Regions from separate parts of the Homo sapiens genome. Here region 2 is linked to region 1. A link is an interaction called in ENCODE POLR2A ChIA-PET data of the cell type or tissue named here. Cell type or tissue: IMR-90. All regions are shown on one strand.

The links. Peaks named below come from ENCODE experiments on the same cell type or tissue, not always from the same donor. Only the 100,000 strongest peaks of a DNase experiment are listed, where the experiment ranks them.
Region 2: POLR2A ChIA-PET joins it to region 1 with 5 read pairs; 6 of 35 experiments call an interaction of 5 or more read pairs at or near these places.

Annotation. Positions count from the first base shown.
Region 1 is chr18:59,813,693-59,816,192 of GRCh38, reverse strand. No RefSeq gene overlaps it. Among named protein-coding and RNA genes, the nearest start is that of PMAIP1, 85 kb to the left of the region's middle. In IMR-90, no CTCF peak of the experiment used is centred here; a DNase peak (open chromatin) is centred at 1,102; H3K27ac peaks cover 551 bases.
Region 2 is chr18:59,631,675-59,634,174 of GRCh38, reverse strand. The region is part of intron 2 of CCBE1 (collagen and calcium binding EGF domains 1); the gene reads left to right. Among named protein-coding and RNA genes, the nearest start is that of CCBE1, 64 kb to the left of the region's middle. In IMR-90, a CTCF peak has its summit at 2,410 (motif pointing left); no DNase peak of the experiment used is centred here.

The DNA of each region.
Region 1 (2,500 bases):
CTGTATCTATATTTCAGGTGAATAGTTTATTGTCCATTACCCTATGAGAATATAATTCTGAAAGGATTAGGCCTTTTTCTGTTTTGTTCACCCATATATCCCAGATGCCTGGAACTTTCTACATATATTTGTTGAATAAATAATTAAATGAAATTAGCCATTTGTTGTTCATTTCTTATTAAGCAGTGCTGATCGATTTTAGAGAGAGAGATGCTTAGGGAATACTTGATAAATTGGATGAAAACCAGTCTCTTGTAAAGCAAGTCAGGCTTTGATCCGGAAAAGCAGACTTTTAAATTTAGTTTATATTTTTATTAAATATATGGATATGCACAGTTTTAAAAGTTAAGTAGTTCTACATTGCTTAAAATGAAAACCAGCATTCCCCTGCCTCACACTCCTTCCTAATTTTAATTTTCGGTCTTCAGGTAAAAGCATTTTCACCTATTTTAGCCATTTTTCCTGGTATTTATTTTCATGTTTCATCTATTTTCCTATACTACTGATTTATATTTAATAGTTTTTGGATATTCTCTGCAGGCTTTCTTATTTGGAAAGTGAAGATTTATTGTGCTTAAAGTATTTCTATTTTCCTATACTACTGATTTATATTTAATAGTTTTTGGATATTCTCTGCAGGCTTTCTTATTTGGAAAGTGAAGATTTATTGTGCTTAAAGTATTTCCTCTCTTCAGCATTTCTTCTTCCCGCTGCACCTTCCTTCTGACCACTATAAATATATCATAGGTTTTGGTTAAATCAATATTCGTATGCACAGATGAACCATGTAATATGCTTTTTGCACAGCTTTTTATTTTCCTTGGAGATAATAAGTGCCTCATTCTTTTCATTTGCTTAGTGTTCTTGGTATCATTAATCTATCCCCTAACTCTCTGCCAGCAGAATAAATCTCCTTTCAATAATTTTAAACACATTTCTCAATTTCTTTTTTCTTTCTTTCTTTTTCCTTTTTGAAATTTTTTTGAAGACATCCCTTTTGGAGCGGTTTGTCCTACTACTCCGATCTGGACGAGTAGCTCCAAGGCCTGCTGTACAATCACCCTGGAATTTCCCATCATTCTTGGAATGTCCTTAGTTGCCATTCCGAGTGCATCATCATCCCATTTCCTGGATCCCATGTCATCTTCTTTCTTGGTTTCCTCACACATCTTAAAGGAGTTCATATTCATTTCCTGAGAAATGATGGTGGGAGGTAAATCTTTTTTAGATCTTTTTTTTTTTTTTCTGAGACACAGTTCCGCTCTTGTTGCCCAGGCTGGAGCACGATGGCATGATCTCGGCTCCCTGCAACCTCTGCCTCCCAGGTTCAAGCGATTCTCCTGCCTCACCCTCCCCAGTAGCTGGGATTATAGGCGCCCGCCACCACGCCAGGCTATTTACATCTTTTATGTGTAAAAATGTCTTTATCTTCACACTTGATTGACATTTTGACAGCATACACAATTCTAAGTTACAAATCATTCTCTTTTGGGGCCAGGCATGGTGGCTCACATTTATTTTAATCCCAGCACTTTGGGAGGCTCAGGCGGGTGGATCACTTGAGGCCAGGAGTTTGAGACCAGCCTGGCCAACATGGTGAAACGCTGTCTCTACAAAAATACAAAAATTTAGCCAGGCATGGTAGCACACACCTGTAGTCCCAGCTACTTGGGAAGCTGAGGCACAAGAATCGCTTGAACTCGGGAGGCGGAGGTTGCAGTGAGCCGGGATTGAGCCACTGCACACCAGCCTGGGTGACAGAGCAAGACTCTGCCCCGCCCCCCCCCAAAAAAAGAAAGAAATCATTCTTTTTCAGAGTTTTTAAGGAATTGCATCATTTTTTGCTAGCTCCTAGAGTTGTTTTGTGAAATTTGATATAAGTTTGATTTGCTGTCTTTTATATAAAATTTGTGAGTTCATGTGTTTTTCTTCTCTCTGGATGCTTTTAGGATTTTATTTTTGTACCCAGTGTTCTGAAATTTTGCAGTGATATGCCTTAGTGTGTGTGTGTGTATGTGTGTGTGTGTGTGTGTGTGTTTAAATTTGGCTTAGTCACTCAGTAGGTTCTTTTAATCTGTAAACGTGTGTCCTTCTGGGGAACTTCCTGGAGTTATTTATTTTATAATTTTTTTCTCTATATTTTTTTCACTTTCTCTTTCTGGAACTTCCACTCTGAAGATGTTGAACCTCCTGGACTGATCTAAACTTTTCATCTTCTCTCTCTTGTTTTTCATTCCTCCAGCTTTACATTCATTTTTTTTTTCTGGGAGATTTTCTCAGTCTCTAATCCAATTCCAATTCTTCCATTGAGTTTTTCATTTCTGCTACAATTGTTTTAATTTCCAGGAGCATTTTCTTTGCTGTTTTTTTTAACAGTTCTTTTTTCTATAGCTTTCTGTTCTTTTTTATGAATGCAGTATCTTCTCTTTTGTCTTTGTGTACTTTAATGAATTTTTTAAAATGCATTTTTTGTTTCCTATTCCTTTATTTTCTCCCTTCT
Region 2 (2,500 bases), 180 kb after region 1:
AGGGCCTCATTTCCATTTTGCAAAATGATTATACTTGGCTTCAGTTTGAGTTTTAGCTTGTCACATTTATTCCAGATTTTTCTCTCCAGTTGGATTCAGGTCCCTAGTATGTTTAGGCTGTTGAGACCCCAATTTCTGAGAAGTCCTTCACTTCTTCCTCACATTTAATGCAGTTCCTGCAATTTTGTACGTACATCTGCCAGATCTGTCTTAGTTCCCATATTGGCCATGTCTACCTTGGGGTCAACACATATGTATCTATAATTTGATAAACATTTTCCTATGTTAAGTCAAGATATCACCTTTGTTTTGGAGTTTATGCAATTATAAAATTTGTCACTTATGTTTGGGTGCCATGCCAAGTGGAATGTTGATACCATAAGATAATTCTAATATTTCAGTATAAAATTTTATGCATAGGTTTTATTTTAAAAAAAAAAAAACAAACCCTAAATTTAGGAAGAAGCAGCCTGTCTTTGAATGGATTGGCTTCGTTCTGTTGGCTATTTGACCTCTTAACAATGTAGACAGTTCTCTCAATGTTTTGCCTCTAGGGTCACTGCTGGCTGAGTATCCTTTATTAACTGCGTGAGGGATCCAGAGGAGCCTGAAAACACGGCTTAATGAAATGTACAGATGATGATAGAGGAAGGCCATGTTCTGTTCTCGGCATGGGCCCGAGCGCAATAGCAAGAGGAAGAACTAATGCTGTTGGCAATAAATAATGAAACAATACGCCTGAATTTGGACCAGAGAAAACTAATGTCCCCCTGGAAAAATGATCTGCAGTGATTCTCAGAGCAGTGATCTTGGAGGGAGAACTAGACCAGAGAGGAAATGTAAGAGCTGGGAATGGAGAATTATACCAGTGTTATTTTCATGTAATTCGTCGCGAGCTTAGCAGCATAAGAATAAGGAAGTTTTAGTCTTTCTTGTTAATTAAAAAATATCATCCTTGTGTAATTGCATAAATACTTGTGTGGTGCTTCACTGCTTCAAACTTGCTTTTTACATTCATCACCACAGCTGATTTTACAAGATACTCTCCCTGCGAGCTCCCAAAGTGTGAGTTATTGAGAGCTGTGCCCAGGGAAGGAGGAGGAGGCTGTTTGGATTGTCCCCTCTTACTAATTAAATCACTTAAGCATGGAATGCTTAAAGGCAGTTTCAAAAACATTAGTCTCAGAAGGGAATGCCTGACTTGTCCCTTGTGGTCCTCCCCTTGGTCTACTCTCCTGTGCCCTTCTGCTTTAGAAGATTGTTCCTCGCCAGGCGCGGTGGCTCACACCTGTAATCCCAGCACTTTGAGAGGCAGAGGAGGGTGGATCACCCGAGGTCAGGAGTTCGAGACCAGCCTGGCCAACATGGTGAAACCCCGTCTCTATTAAAAAAATAAAATAAAACAAATAAAATAAAAATTAGCCAGGTGTGGTGGTGTGCACCTGTAATCCCAGCTACTCAGGAGGCCGAGGCAGGAGACTAGCTTGAACCTGGGAGGTTGGAAGTTGCGGTGAGCCAAGATCGTGCCACTGCACTCCAGCCTGGGCCATAGAGTAAGACTCCATCTCAAAAACAAAAACAATACAAAACAAAAATTTAAAGGCTGGGCACAGTGGCTCACGCCTGTAATTCCAGCACTTTGGGAGGCCGAGGCAGGTAGATGACCTGAGGCCACGAGTTCAAGACCAGCCTGGCCAACATAGTGAAACCCCATCTGTACTAAAAATACAAAAATTAGCCAGGCATGGTGGCGGATGCCTGTAATCCTAGCTGAGGCTGAGGCACGAGAATCGCTTGAACCTGGGAGGCAGAGGTTGCAGTGAGCCACTGCACTCCAGCCTGGGCAATAGAGCAAGACTCAGTCTCAAAAAAACCAGATTGTTCCCAATTGTCAGGTCCCAGCCCAGAATGCCTATAAATGAGCCCTTCCTTGCCTGCTCAACTGTCAGTGCCCTCGTGATCCTGAGGCCATTGTGCCATTTTTGGGGGCCTTGGTTTCCTCATCAATGAAGTGAATAGCTTGGGAGGACTCCAACACTGAGACTGTGGAGATCCCTACAGCCCTTTCTGCCTAGAGCAGAAAATTCAATGCTTAGTTATTTGTTCTCTTGTTTTGAACCTTAAAGCTTTTGCAGGTTGGTCTTGGCTTCTCAGCAATATTTTAATTCTTAAGGACATCTGTGTTGGATTTTGTTTGAATCTACAGGATACAGCAGCCCAGTGCTAAATACAGAGTAGATACTAAATGAATGGTTGACTTTTCTAGGTTTTTGGCATCTTACATTTCCTATTATCTTCTTACTCTAAGATGGCATCCAAACCACCAGTACTTCGCTTTTAAGGGTCCTAATTCTAGTCAGTTTGTCAGACCCCAAATTTCTACCTCCCTGATGCAGAGCTGCCACCTAGTGGGAAAAGGTGGCAACTCTAAGCTATTTAGTGCCCAGTGCTTCTTAAGTTGGTGTTATTTGGTTTAATTCAAGAAGCCAAGAAGTAGGCA